Regions from separate parts of the Mus musculus genome. Here region 2 is linked to region 1. The links are chromatin loops, found by intact Hi-C in ENCODE. Cell type or tissue: left cerebral cortex. All regions are shown on one strand.

Evidence for each region. A loop is a pair of places that touch in the nucleus more often than their neighbours do. Peaks named below come from ENCODE experiments on the same cell type or tissue, not always from the same donor. Only the 100,000 strongest peaks of a DNase experiment are listed, where the experiment ranks them.
Region 2: it touches region 1 in a loop (2.7-fold over the local background); 14 of 42 quality-filtered maps call a loop at or near these places.

Annotation. Positions count from the first base shown.
Region 1 is chr10:68,461,889-68,469,888 of GRCm38, reverse strand. All of the region lies in intron 5 of Cabcoco1 (ciliary associated calcium binding coiled-coil 1), which reads left to right. Among named protein-coding and RNA genes, the nearest start is that of Gm32872, 63 kb to the left of the region's middle. In left cerebral cortex, a CTCF peak has its summit at 4,769 (motif pointing left); a DNase peak (open chromatin) is centred at 4,765.
Region 2 is chr10:68,889,578-68,897,577 of GRCm38, reverse strand. No RefSeq gene overlaps it. Among named protein-coding and RNA genes, the nearest start is that of Gm32931, 71 kb to the right of the region's middle. In left cerebral cortex, no CTCF peak of the experiment used is centred here; a DNase peak (open chromatin) is centred at 4,010.

The sequences.
Region 1 (8,000 bases):
GTGTATCTTAAGGCAGGCTTTTGACTGACCACAGCTTTGAAGTGCAGTTCCATATGGGCAAAAGTGGGGAAATAAATAAACACATAAAGAATAGTGAGGGGCTTTGTCTATAAAGAGAAAGGAGTCCTAAATGTGGACAAAGAGAATAAACCATGGAGTGTTGATGTCATTGGTATAAACTAGAAAATGTTAAGATGAGAGTCCATAGAGACTACTCTATGAGATTGATGATACACACATTGGTAGACATTAGATCAACAGTAGATACACAACAGTTGGTAGATAGTTGACAAATAGGTAGATAGGTAGATAACAGATGTGTGGGTAGAACAATGATAGATGGTATATGGAGGACAAATGATAAATAGACTATGATAGATATATAAGTATCTAGATAGATAGATAGATAGATAGATAGATAGATAGATAGATAGATAGATGATAGATAAAGAAATGGCTTTATGATACATGATGTATAGATGATAGATAGATGATGGATAGATAGATAGATAGATAGATGATAGGTAGATAGATAGATAGATAGATAGATAGATAGATAGATAGATAGATGATAGATGGATAGATGGATAGATAGATAAATGATAAATAGATGGATAGATAGATCTATGATTAATAGATGACAGATTAGATAGAGATAGATGGATAGATAGATGGATGATGGATATATAGGCAGACAGACAGATAGATAGAAAAAAACTAGGACATATCTCCATGTTTGTCCTCTGCTAAGGTACAGAAGAATAACACTTCTGTGAAACAGCATTCTTATGTGTCAAGCTTTTTCTGGAAGCCCTGACACTCTACACAGTAGATGAACCTTAAAGACATTGTGCTAAGTGAAGTAAACCAATCGCAGCAGAGCACTCTCTTCCATGGAAAAGTTGCTTCTCTCAGTTTTTTTTTAAATCAGAACAACCAGAAAGTAACTAAGACATTGCCACAATAAAATAAGCACATTTCACACCTAGCCCTTGACTTGTAAATGCCAGACAAAAAGCAACCAATGTCACCTTTTCCAACTAATAAAAATAAATGGTACAAATGACTTGAACTCTGAGGCACAGCAGGGAGGATAGCACTAGCCTGCCGCTTGTCCACCTTGTTGGTTGTTCAGAACATTAGATATGATTTTGACAAGATAGTTACCAAGAAAGAAAAGAAGCAAATTAAAAACATTGACCAAAATGCAATATGAGATTTTTTTAAGTCCCAAGTTCAGCGTCTTGGGTACATGGGGAAGTTGATGTCAGTCATTGAGGGGGTGGACTGAGGAGTCCTAGTTACAAAGGCATGGCGATGCCATTCCCTTCCCCTGAAGAAGGAGCCATGTTGCAAGCAAAGCAATAATTGTCCCCTCAAACTTCTGATTGTATTCTTCCAGCGATGGCGCTTAAGAAATGAAGTGCTTTGGTTGCACTACAATTTGATTTTATTTTGATTTTCCCCACTTGGGAAAAAAACCAACTCCTTTACTTTGGGGGGCGTCACAAAAGATGAAGGAAATCCAGAGGACTGTGTTTCCACATGTCACAAGTACCTGCACAGGGCTGTTCAGTCCACCTCTGATCACAGTTGCTAAGGTATGGAACCAACCCAGTTGCTCAGCAGTAGGGGAGATAAACCAAGCTGTGTATACACGATGGAATTTCATTCACCCAAAAGGAAAGCGGAATTACATCGTTTGCACAAAGATGGATGAGCTGGGGATGGACTTAGTATCATGGTATTACGGGAGTTAAGCCAGAATCAGTAAGACAAATATGTCTTCCCATTATGGGTCCTAGATTTTACATTGATACATAAATCATATATGTGTACATGACGTAAGAGGAGATGTGTCACTGTCTAAGGGGATGAAAAGGACCAGGGATATGGTCAAAATACATTGTGTGCTTGCATTAAATGTCCTTATGAAATACTTTACTAAGGATAATGAATATATGCCATTTAAAAAAAAAAAAAGGAAAATACAGAAGAGGAAAGTTACTGATGGCATTGCTGGCAGCCAACTCTGATGCTACAATCCTGACCTGCCAAGCAAGATATGTCCACTTGTGCAATAGTGGTGTGGAGGTTAGCAGGTAACCAGCCACTGAGGGTTTGGACTCGAAGCCTGCTTGACAAGAAGGAATTTCATACCTTGTCATGTAAACATGATCTAAACTTATGGTTTGGAAGGTCAAAGGCCCAGAGAGGAGGGGATGCTATTTCAGCATGTGTGTCAAATGCACATGCTGTCAAGCTGCCTTCTAAGTATGTATGCTTTTAGTTGTAGATTAGTGTAGCCCTTAGGCTTAGTGGTACGCCAAGCACACACACAAACACACACACACATACGAATAATAATGATAAAAGTTTTGAAAAGAAAAGAAAAAGGGATAAAGGGAGGGAAATGGCAAAACAAAATAAAATGTCATCAATAAGACATTTTTGTGTGCAGGAAATATTTTGATATCACACAATGATATGAAATCTAGTGGAAGCTGACTCAGAAGTTGAGTTAGTTTGACTTCCTGATGTCAAGACATTTCATAACAATGACTCTCTTAAGATTTTAAAGAAAGAACTTGTCTCATGAAGTTTCTGATGAACTGGATTCTGGGTAAAGGGGAGGAGGCATCAGTCAGTGATAGAACACTTCCCAACCCCCAGCATTGCACAATAATAAAATATTATAGAATATAAACTAGAATAAACCTACAATAAAAAATCCAAAGAAAACTGGCTAAGTGTGGTTAAATTATTAAAGTATCTGACTACATAAAAGTTGCCAAATTTACAGAACAGTGTTTTAAATAATATGATGTGTAAGCACTTACCTAAGTTGTCTTGTATTTTTAAATCTACCTTCTGAATTATTTATTGACATAAAGGTCTATCAGTAGGAGCTAAAAAGAAAAGATATTAAATTTAGTCACTGTGGCTCAATTCCCTGGGAAAACAGTGAAGTAGCATTTTAATTACCAGCAAATTTAATGTTACCAACCAGGTGTGAACCATTGGAAAGTCCACCAGCCTCTCTACCTAAGCAAGTGTTTTCATGAGTATGATATTTTTAATTTTTTAAAAAATTATTTATTATATGTATGATATCTCTGTGTATAAAATATATGTGTGTTTATGTGTGTGGGGCATGTCTGTATGTGTTTGAGTTTGTGTATAGTATAGTGTGTGTATATACTTTGTGTGTGAATGTACTTTTGTATGTGTGTATATGTGTGTGTACACTTTGTGTATATGAATGTATTTTTGTATGTGTTTTCCTGTGTGTATGTACACTTTGTGTGTATGAATGTATCTTTATGTGTCTCTCTCTGTGTATATTGTATGTGTGTGTATATCTCCTGTGTAAATGTGAGTGTTTTTTGTATGTGTGTTCATGTGCTTGTGAGTGTGTGTGTGTGTGTGTGTGTGTGTGTGTGTGTGTGTGTGTGTGTGTGTGTTTAGGTCAGAGGACAACTTTCAGGAGTCAATTCCATCCAACGCATGTTCTGGGGTTGAATTCAGGGTTGTGCATGGCAAGGGCTTTTCCCCACTGAGATATTTCTGCAGGCTCGCTTGTATGAAATCTTGACAGCATCAGTTTCTAATAAGGAATGCAGACCCCGAAAGCTGTCCCATTTATACTGCACTTATGTTATTTTGTTTCAACTACAAATTCCTAGACTATCAAAGCTACCAACATTTGACTGTAAGGCAGTTACATCCTACCACAGAGGTTCTCAAAATACCCAAGGCCCCTCCTCCGCTTCCTCTCCATTGTTAGGATTAGTCCACATGACATTTCTTTGAGCAAAATCCATAATGAGATGAATAGTTTTCTTACTGGAAATGTGTATGTTATATAAACAGTTATTGGAACCATATAATCTATATCGATATCCACCAGGCCTGGTCCTTCTCAGATTTAATGAAGCTGTCCATTCAGTGTGGCTGTCTTGAGCTTACAAGGCTCTGTTTGTCTTCAGAATAAGGCCAGGCTCACAAAGACACATGGCAACTGCCAAGATCATAATTACTTTTATATTGATTTAAATCTAGTAAAATATTAACATTTCTTATCTCTTAGAGGATGGTTTGAGAATATACTACCAAAATGTGAGTTATAAAAAGGCTCATTTTTTAAGTCTGTAATTTGGGCCAAATATCTACCACAAACATTGTAGTGTATGTTTCCAGAATCTTTATGTCTTAGAGAGAGCCATTCAACAATTTATATTTTGATTCTGTTCCTATATTTGCTAAGATTGATTTACCTATCTACCACCTAGTTAGCTAAACATGCCATTATAAGTAATATATATCATTTGAAAATAATGTGATCTATGCAAACAACGTATAAACACATCCTAATTATAAGTAATAAGTGCACTTTTGTGATGTCTCCAGGTTTGATTAATTAGCTTGTTCTAACATATACCAGCCATTTTAAAGCATGCTGTAGCTTTGACCTGTTTAGCTTTTGCTTCATTTAAAGCATGCAGCTCACCCATTTTACTGTGTTTTAAGATAAAATGTACAAAGACCACATGCCTCCCAAAGAAAGATTAAATTACTTCCAGTCGTTTTAAACCGATAGACAAAAGCAAACTCACATGAAACCTATCATCCTGAGTTTTGACAACATAGAATTTTCCAGTTCAGGGAATACACACTCTATCTGAGACACTTCATCAAAACAGGGATAAAGGCCGGAAGGGCCTCAGCAGCTGCAGCTTGCAGCAGAGTCGCACTATGGCGCCCTCCTGTGGAGGTTTGCTCAAAGATTCATCTGCCTGCCCTTGGGAAAGATTTTCCCCCCATCAGCAAAAAATCAAGGCATTCAGAATTAAGGAAATTCTATCTGGTTGAGTCATTCCTTCCATTTGTAACTGGGCTTTGAGCTGCTTTTCAAATCCAAAAACCATTTACGGTACCGAGGATTTGCAGATCAACATACACAGAAGGGAGTGAAGCTTCTCATCTTTATGTCTTAATTATTTCATTGAAGTAGCTATCCCCCTTGATTTTAACTTAATTAAGAGCTAAAGGGGGCAACCAGAAAACTCAGGCCCTGAAGCAGGAAGATAAATTCTTCAGTAAAGACATATTTTTTTTAGATTTGTTCAGTTAAAACCGGTTTTGTGTTAGAAGCATAAAGACTATAGATTTGTAATCATAACAAAGAAAGAACAGTGAAGTTTAATTTGATTAGATTGTGTATTTATTTATATTTATTAAATATATGCAAATGGTGACCATTAGATTTTCAAACCATTAAATTTTTAGCTCCACTTGGAAACTTACCTTTTTCACCCAGAATAAATCAATGTCATTTATTAGATGTCTGTCCCAAAATGATGGGTCATTTATATTTTCTCACCAAAACTGATCCTCCTCCTATGCTCGATATTCTGGGTATAGAAATGTGATCTATGTTGTATGAGACATATACACACAAAGACATTCACATGTGCCCCAATATCTCTGCACTTTTGAAACAAATTTCTGAATAGATCTCAGTCTGTGCCGGATCCCCCACCTGATGCACTAAGCCTATCTTTCCTGCTGCATCTTCTCTTGTCCTGCTTCCCTGTGGAACCTTTTCAAAGTTATTAATGCTGAAGACCTCTACTAACTACTCAAAACTCAAGGCTTACCCTCTCCCCCATAGAAGTTAGGAACCACCAGAGCATGGTTGGGTCACCGCCAACCATAAAATTATTTTCATTGATACTTCATAACTGTAATTTTGCTACTGTTATGAATTGTAATGTAAATATCTGATATGCAGACTAACTTAGGCCACCCCCTGGGAATCCCCAAAGGGGTCGCGACCCACAGGTTGAGAGCCACCTTGGATCTCTTTAAGGAGGGGGATTGACTGAAGGGAGCTCAGAGAAAAACAAGAAAGCTATCCGCAGCATTTGACTTTACAATACAATGGATTTTTTTTTTTTTTTGGTCTCTGCATGTAAATCTCTTTAAATCTGTCTCCTGCAAATGGAAATGGGAAAACACGGGATTTTTAAAGCCTAAATGTCTGTAATTACAGACTATTAGGTGACTGCCGCGCTCATAACTTGAGAAGTGAGCTCAGCTCTGTCTGAAGCCTTAGCCATAATCAGGAGATTATAAGTGAGCACATCCACACTACACGTGTAGAACAAAAATCTTCAAAACAAAAATAGCATGAGAAAGTGTGTGGCGGAGTTGGGGACAGTGTCAGCTTCCTTCAGTAAAAAAATACCTTAATTAGTAGGACCAGATTAGATTAGAAGCATAATTGAGAAATTCAACCTACCCAAAGAGTCACCAAATTGGGGGGGGTGGGGGGGGAAATCTCAGAAAAAGAAGGTTGGCAGGTTGGGGAGTGGCAGGGAGGGTATGTTCAATTATAATACACACTGTATGAAGATATTGCTGTATAACCCAGTGCTGTATACATTGAATATATGCAATGAAACTTAAAATAAATAAACATTAGGCTAAATAATCTCAGTGCCAGGCATCTTTTTGCCTTCTGGGTTTAAAAATAAAAATTCTAGGAGCTGGAGAGCTGGCTCAGCAGTTAAAAGCATTGACTATTCTTCCAGAGGCCCTGAGTTCATAGCAACCATCTGTAATGGAATCCAATGTCCTCTTCTGATGTGCCTGAAGACAGCTACAGTGTACTCATATTCATAAAATAAATGATTCTTTTAATAAATAAGTAATTCTAGAAAAATGAGATTAGCCATCAAGAAACAAGGGTGATATCCAAACTACTTAAAACAGACCAGACTTAAAATAAATAAGATAAAATTGGGTCACAGTTAGACGATGTCCCTCAAATAGATCCAGAATGAACCTCATGGCACCCCGTATTTCAGGGCGTGCCCTCTCCAGAAAGCTAAGTAGCATCAGAGAGATGGTAACCTTTCTGGTCCCCAGGATAATAATGCAATCCCTGTCAATTAGTTTGGACAAGGGGAATCATTAAGACTGGGTAACTGCGATCCTTAAATACAGAGTCTACGTTCCCCACCAAGAGACTTCAGGCAGGCCAGTCTCAGGGAACCGCAAGCTCTGATTCGGATAGCCCTCCTCTCCCCTTGTCTCCACAGCACCCTTATGGAGTATCCCATTGTCCCAGAGGTGGCCTGTCCAAAAAGCAAAAGCCTTCCTTCCATAGCACAAGATTCAGCTGGGAATTTTAATGTTGTTTTAGCACTACAGTCCCTTGGGGAGAAAAAATTGTTTATTCCCAAATGACTCTTCTCTCTGTGTTTCCTGTCTCGTGAGCTAGAATAACTCCTGAGTGAAGGAGTAAGGAAAGCAGAAGAGAGAAAAAGAAGATGCGGGAGGGAAGGCAGAGTTCTGACTTGAGTTGGGAAGCGCTTTCCCTGAAGATTTGTGAAGTGCAGAGGGTCCCTGTGTTGTCTGCAAAACCTGGTCATTGGAATGAACCACGATGTGGAGCTCGATGAAAAAGAAAATATTGACACATGTTCCAGCACTTCCTGTAGGCAGCGGCTTAACACCCTTAGCTTCTGGCCAAAAAGCAGTCAGTTAACTATATCTAAGTTGTAATTTGCTGTAACTGGATGTAATTGGCTAAAGTAAGTCCTCCTAACGGTCCCTCCTCTGGTGATGTAGGAATATAGGCACTACGGCTTATTATTTCGCAGCTGGGGACATAAAGGACAGACAAGATCTGATGATGGAGTCTAGGTATCATCTCTCAGCATCCATTTCTTGCTCTCTTAGCCACAAAAGACTGTTAATAGCGAGAACAGTAAGGGAAACTGAGGTCACGTGACCTGACAGTCTTTATAATCAACTTTAGGGTGGTTTGTTATTGCTGTTTGTGGGGAGGGCATGGATGGGACACACAGTCTCTAGCAAACCCCAGGAATTCCTGTCTTCATGGCCACCCTGTGTGTGTGACAGACAGATGAGGCCTTTTTCTGGCTTTTATGCGATTGCTAGAATCTGAACTCAGACCTTCATGTCTGCAC
Region 2 (8,000 bases), 430 kb before region 1:
CCAAAGAGCTAATAAATTTTACTTCATCTTTATGGAGAGATGACTATCAAATTGGACAACAGAGTTTTTAGAGAGCTCTATGCTGGGCTTTCTCTGGCTATACCTTGTCCCCAAGGGTGAGGGCTAGCAGGGCGTAGAGGGCTTCCATGGTCCTTTCCTTTCACATTCCTCAAGAATTAATGCGAACTTCAAGGAGGAACAAATGGGTTTGAAAACAGGTTTGAGGGGGAATCGGCTCAGTGTGCGTGGCGTGTGTTGGATTCCAAAGATATGAGATTCAAGGCCTTGCGATTTCCAGATGGACACTTTGCCACTTGAGCCTCCTTTCTATCATCCCACCTTTTTCTGTTGAGAAGAAGAGTAGTGGAAAAGCTGGGAATTTAGTACAGCAGAAAGTGTCCATAATGCCAGCTCTGGGCATGTGGAGATATGACTGGCTCTGGAGTCCATTGGTGAGGGACACTGTATCAAAAACTCAGAGGTGCAGGGGAACCAAAAAAGATCTCTGACGTTAACATCTGGCCTCCACATAGATGCACACGCATGCACATGAACCTGTGTGCACATGTGCATTCATCCACATGAACAGATTACACACACGAAAGCACACATGCACAGAGAATCTTAGCCAATGCAAGTGAAAGTGAACACACACACACACAGCATCTTAGCCAATGCAAGTGAACACACACACACACACACACACATCTTAGTCAATGCAAGGGAATTAATAACGGAGCCATATGTCAGGAATGAAGACCTGAGACTGGAAGGGTCCCTTTAAACCCAGCAGCTGAAGACATGGCTTTAGGCTCGTACTAGGAGACTACCAGTGAGAGGACCAAGAGGGGAAGGCTGAGTGGGGCTCATTCTCCTGCAATCACCTTGTATATCTCCACTTGAGGTCTTGGGAAGAAGAGAAAGTCCTTCTGTAATGGAGAAGGAAGAACCGTTCATATCTTGCTGGAGGGCAGTTCCTTCCTGGCTCCAGGTCTTGGTGTACCTTGTCTGTGATGAGAGGCCCATGGTCCACACAGCTCTACTACAATCAATCTTAGATTAGGAGCGAAACTGGCCAGGGCTGTGATAAAGCATCCTGGCTCTGATTTCCCACGTGGTGTATGTTCTTTCTGATGCTCCTTACTTTCATGCTTTTCCCTAAGGAGATCATGTCCCAACCGTGGTGCTGAAGATACAGGTCAGAATCTGGAAACCTATCTTTGGCCGAATCAAATCCCTACTGAACTTGGGCATCAAGGGGTGGGGAGTAGAAGCCGGGGAGAACTGCCTCTTTCTGGTGGCTGATTCTTTTCTGTGAAAAAGCCTCTTATTTACTGTCGTGTCAGTCACTGGATTGATTCTGGAAAAATCACACCTTTTATTTCCTTTTGAAAATATTTGCAACAAGGAAGAGGAGAGGTTGCTCTTCTAGTCAGACAGCTGCCCTAAATTGATAGGACAAGAGACTCGCATGGAGGCCAGGTAGTCAGCTACGCTGGGAAGGTGAGAAAAAGAACCTGTCTCCCTTTCTCCTCTCTGAATCTGGGCAGCAGAGAAGGGTGCAGTCATTTTAAGTCTATGACTGGCCCTGACTGAGAGTGGGGGTGGGGGTGGAGGCCTATTAAATGATTAAAAAAAATCAAAGAGGTGGAAAAAAACTACAGTTAAGTCTGTGGATGTATGTGGATGAAGCTAGCCCTTTCCTACCTTCTAATCCAGTGGTTCTCAACCTGTGGGTTGCAATCCCTTTGTCAGGGGAGGTCATATATCAGATATCTTGTATAGCAGATATTTACAATGCGATTAATAACAGTATCAAAATTAGTTATAAAGTTGCAAAAAATAGTTTTATGATTAGGGGTGGGGTCACCACAATATGAGGAACGGTAATAAAGTGTCACAGCATTAGGAAGGTTGAGAACTTCTGCTCTAAACCAATGAGGCCCACAACTGTGTTAGTCCCTTGTTGTGTTCAAATACCTTGAAGACCGAGCATTTTAGGGAAGGAGTTTATTTTGGCTTAAGGTCAAAGAGAGTGTCCATCTTGGTGGTGGGAGGCATGCAACAGTCAGATTATGTGCTGTGGCAGGAACAAGAAGCCGGGTGATCACATTTCATTCCACACAGGAAGCAGCAGAGTGAAAGAGCCAGAAGTGAGGTGAGGCTAGAGAGTCTCAAAGCCCACCCCTACTGATAATATACTTCCTCCAGAAAGACTCTACCTCCTACAAGCTCCCATAACCTCTCCAGAAAGTCCCACCAGCTGGAGATGGAGTGTTCGAGCACAAGAGCCTGTCGGGGGTGTTTCTTATTCAAACCACCTCAATGACAAAGCACTCAGGGCCTTGTCGGTTGCAATTGACATGTGAACTTAGCCGGCTGGTGTTAAAAGTCATGAATAAGCCGGGCAGTGGTGGCACACGCCTTTAATCCCAGCACTTGGGAGGCAGAGGCAGGTGGATTTCTGAGTTCGAGGCCAGCCTGGTCTACAGAGTGAGTTCCAGGACAGCCAGGGCTACACACAGAAACCCTGTCTCAGAAAAAAAAAAAGTCACAAATAGGGTGCTTCTTGTCAGTCTGTCTCCTTGGCCTTCCGGGGGTCCTTTTAAGCCAATATACTTTTTCCTATATTTGTTTTTCAAGTCTCTGCTAAGCCTGCAGGCCCTAGTCTTTGCTTAAGCCTTCTCTAGCTCCTTTCTGAAATATGGATCAGCTCGACCTCACTTTCCCCCTATCTTGATAATTTCAACTCTACTAATTTGTTGAAATGATAACCCTGACACAGCAGCATCCATGTTTGGAAGAGGCCACTGATGGGCAACAGGCACTACCGTGAAAAAAAAAGGAACGATCCCCTAACCTGGGAAACTTCAGGCATCTTGACGTTTGGATGGAGAAGTGAGGTGAGTCTAGTTACGTGCTCCCAGTCCTGTGTCTGGGGATGGACAGGTTTCTGTGGGGGGAAAAGCCAGTGACATTTTCCACACATACCTCAAATACCAGTGTGTTGTCAATCTTGATCTTCTCCTCCTCCTCCTCCTCCTTTTCTTCTGATTCTTTGTCTTCATCGTCTCCTCCTCCTCTTCCTCCTCTTCCTTTTCTTCTTCTAAACACTTTTGTAGTTAATTATCATGTGACTGATTTGGGTATATTCTAAATGTAACCCCTGATTCATGCACAAAAGAGTGGCTATTATGGCAGAAGTGGTGGCGCAAGAATTAAGAGCACTTACTGCTCTAACACATGATCTGCTTGGGTTCTCAGCATCCGCACTAGGTGGCTCACAACAACTTCCTGTGACTCCGGCTGCAGGAATCGGAGGATCCCTACATGCCCATACACATATCAAAGACATAGAGAGCACACATGTGTGCGCACACATCACATGGTCATCACCAATCCCTTCTCTTCACAGCTTTCTGAAGAGAAGTGAAGTGTCCACAAAACACTTAGGGAAAATCTGGAGGCAAGGTGGAATTGATACCCATATATGTCTCAATAAGGTAAATGTAGAAAATGATGTTATTTCTACCCTGCTGGGATGAGACAAGATTTTGGGATGTCTACAGTGGGCTTCTGGGGGGAAAAACATTTTGAATTACATAGTTACTTTAGGGAAAAAAAAAGAACACTGACTAAGAAAAAATGGATTTAAATTTGCATATAACTTTAAATCAATTAATTTTTGAAATGACAAGAATTGAGCCCATTTGTCACTGTGTACAGAAGTCTTGCACAATTTGCTGAGAGAGTGTAAATATAATCACAATATCAGGAAGTTTTTACAAGGAAACCGAACAGATTGTGCCCAAGGACCATTTCAGCCTCTGGACCTTCGGATGGTCGCTTTGAAGAGGACAAAGCTCTCTGGTTATTGTGATCTCTAGCCCCTCCCATCTCATTGCCACTTGTAGATTGCTCTTGGCATGCTGAGGCTCCTGGGAGCCAATGCTGGCAAGCCCCACCACAGGCCACCGAGGCTGTGTAAGCCTGGCTCGAAACAAACAGGAATGAAACAAATGTTGCCTAATGCGAGCCTTCCTCAGAAGCATAAGGCTAAATTCTCATGGCTTGAAAAGAGCCTTTTTGAAAGGAGACATTTGGGACATGTCTTGAGCTGTCACTACATGATACTCAGACGAGAGGAGCCGGGGTGACTTGAGGCACCTCACTTCAGAGAGGACACTGGCAGAAGCATTCACAGAGGGCATCTTGCCCTGAGATCCTGGAGGCCTGTGGCTGAACTGGCTTCCTCTGCCCCACTTGAGCTCAGTTCTACTGAGCTTAGTGACTGTGCACTTCCTCAGAGGGTGAAGGAAGAGCCCTGACTGGTTCTGAAAAATCCCCATTAACTCTGCTCTCCCTCCTCTGAGTAATTTTATGCTTTGTATGATTGTTTCCCAGCAGTGGGTTCAGGGAGAAACTGCATGTTCTCACTAAGCCTAATGATTGCTCTGTAAATATTTATAAATCCAATGCTCTCTTTCCTCTGCCCATACTCCATCTGCCTATATCTTCTCACAAGGCCCTGCCTGACTTTCCTAGACTCTCGTCAACATTCCGTAGGGCTGGGAAGGTATTTTGGTGGCAGCTGACGTATTTCTGGGTTTGCCTACTTATAGTTTGGGAATCTTCATTAGGCAGCCTCATTCAGAAACATCCTACGGCTGCCTCAACCTGCAGAGCATACAGGAACAGAGACACAGCCTCTTCGTATTTTTCAAAAGAGAGCAACTTTTTAGTAAATTCAATTATCAATTGAGGACAGTTCACCCTGAGTGCAGTGATGTAATATATACTATAAATGGTTTTTCATGTGTGTGTTTTCATGTGTTTATATGTGTGTGAGAGAGTGTGTGCATGTGTGTAATAAACAAGGAAGAGAAAGGGTAAGATGAAATCTCAAAGTAATTTTGATTTGCATTTCCCAGCTGATGAAGGATGCTGAGTATGTTTTTAAGTATTTCTCAGATATTTGAGTTTCCTCTTTTGAGAATTTGCTGTCTAGATCTATACTGTATTTTTAATTAGGTTATTTGTTTCTTGATATCTAGGGTTTTTTGCTTTTTTTTTTTTTTGAGTTCTTTCTGTATCTTTGGATATTAGCCCTCCATCAGACATGAAGTTGGTAGAAATCTTTTCCTATTCTGTAGGCTGCTGCTTCACCCGAATGACAATGGCCTTTGCCATACATAAGCTTTTCAGTTTCACGAGGTCCCATTTATTAATTGTTGGTATTATCACCTGTGCTAATTCTGTTTCTGTTCAGAGAAATCTTTTCCTGGGCCAATCGGTCCAAGGCTACTCTTCACTTTCTCTTCTGCCAGGTGTGACGTATCTGGCATTATGTTGAGGTCCAGTTTTGCACAGAGTGGTAAGTCTGGATCCATTCCTATCATTTTTCTAGCTTTATGTGTGTGGGTGTCTCTCCTGCCTGTGGGCATGCATTCCATGTTCATGCATGCCCGATGACTGCAGAAGCCAGAAGAGAGCATCAAATTCACTGAAACCCAAGCTACCAATGATTATAAGCCACCTTGTAGTCATTGAAAGTTGAGCCCAGGTCTTCTGGAAGAGTAACCAGTGCTCTTAACCAGAAAGCCATCTTTCTGGCCCCTCTTTGATTTAAATATTAAAAGGTGTTCAAATTTAATGTAAATAATTTCCCCAAATGCAACAGAGGGTAATTTATCAATCGGGTTGGGGTCGGGGTGGGGGGTGGGGTGGGGGAGTGGAGCTGCCTCAGTGACGCTGAGGAGCATGATCAGGTAGGCATCTGTTGCCTAAGTGAGGAGAAAGTCCAATCTGAACTCTTTGATTGGGTGGAAATATACTTTGGAATATTCTGGACGAGCCCTGCTGTCACAGACTGTAGAGGGGTGGGAACTGCTGCCCTTTAGTCAGCGTGTTGCTCGGCATAGGCAGAAGGCAGCTCTGGAGCCAATCCAGCCAATCCTTTGTCTGTCTCAAATAATCCAGATTTCAAAATTTGATTCATTTCAATCCCAGATTCCTGTTCCGGTGGTTCTCCCCAGAGGCACGTCACTTGGGGATGGCAGTGGGTTTGTGGATTGTGGATTGTGGACTGGCAGCTTCCAGGCAGTTGGCTTTCCGCACATCTGGAACATACCATACCAGGCAGTACCTTTCTCCTTATCATAAGCAAAGAGGAAACTCAAAGTCCCCAAGGCACGATTGCATTTCTGGTTAGCACTTGGGTATATCTGCACACCAACCTTAGAAACCCAGGGCTCCACCTAGGAAGACAGCTTAGATAACCCTAGTACGAAAGTTTATCTTTCTACCTCTGAAATATTATTCTAAGGGCTAATTTCTGCCTGAGTTGCCACTGAAGGGATCTTCAGAGAATAGAATGCCATACAGAGAGGACAATGAAGGATCTGTAGAGGGTCAGGCGCACCTCGGGGTGCCTGTCTATCTTAATGGAAACAGAAGGCAGCACAGTGATAGAGCAAAACCCTTTATCATGGGTGCCCTATCTGTGGATTCCGATCTCCTTGAGCTTACCCTGGCTGCGGCACTCTTGAACTTGTACTGGTCTCTTAGCCTCTCTCCATCCCAGTGCCCTCAGCCCTCGCTGAGCTATGTACAACCTCGTGACCCTCCAGAGTTGCCCCAGATCGGTTGGTCTAAGCTAAGCGCTTCCCCAGTGTAGATAAGAGAACGTGTGACCGGTGCTTTGTGGGAGGCCAGTCACAGGATAAGCCCCAGTCGGCCATATTAGTTCTTACCACGGACACTAGTCTCTTAAAGGACATAAAAATCATGAGCCCTTGGACCCTAGCAGTTCTCGGAAAGCATCCCGAACAAGCCAATCTGCTTTCTCCACCAGGACGAGCTTGATGGTGACCCGAATGCCATGACGTAAGCTCGGAGGCTGGGGAAGCAAGTACCACTCAAGGTGGTGGTTCTTCTGAAGGATCCATCAGTTGCAAGGTACACCTCTTTCCTATGACACTGTCTCATTGCAACCTATGACGATCAGCATCCATCTCTAGTCATTCACGTTTAGACTCTTCCTCCCAGATGGAAGGCTGGGCCATTAGAACTTTTCCAGCCCAGTTATCCTGTTTAGAATGTGGTGCTTTCTGAAAACCATGGCCTGGGGCTCATACTTCCAAGCACCATGGTTGGAGAGCCTCTCACAACCAGGAATGGATGGCTGTCTTTCCAGGAATAGGATCTAGTTATTCCTTCCGGTTTTTAGTCATTTGCCATGGATGTTTCCCGCTTCCCCTCTCTGGTCTCTGTCTTGCTGTAAATCCATGATCTAGGATTTAATAAGTCTGTGAAGTAAGTCTAGGAAGTTGAAGTGTGAATTTTAATAGCTGTTCAACTTATATCTGGAGGTGTGCATTATAATTTCAAAATAGTAAGAGGTTTTGATTTCCCTTTCTAAAGAATATAAAAAAGCAAAATGAAAGCAAAGATTTATTTCCATTTAATAAAATTAATTAGGTTGCCCATTTGGTCTGAGAATTTAAGTTGGTGAATTCCAAGTCAACAAAGCTTGGCTGACTTTATATATTTCAAGTACTGGAGGATTTGAAAATGTGACTGTCAGACTTTCCATATAAATGCAGAACTATCAGATTGTTGAATAAAACCTCGACCTATTAATCTTGTAAGTTCACAAATTATCAGACTTTTGTCAATATTTAGTGTGCTTCGTCCTCTTTGATTTCCTAGAACATCACAAAGAAAGTGTCACTGTTGCACCATGAATACCTCAGTGCTCATTTCCAAGTAATAGGAGCTTTAGAAAAGGCCACTGTGTGCCGGAGAGACCGCTCAGCAGTTAGAGCTCCCACTGTTCCTCCAAAGGATCTAAGTTTGGTCCCCAGCACCCTAACATGAGACTTACAACCATCAGCTACCTCATCTCCAGAGGATTCTGTGCCTTTGGCCTCTGTAGAGGATCCCATGTCTCTGGCCTCTGCAGATACTTGAACACATGCATACCCTTATGTAGACATACT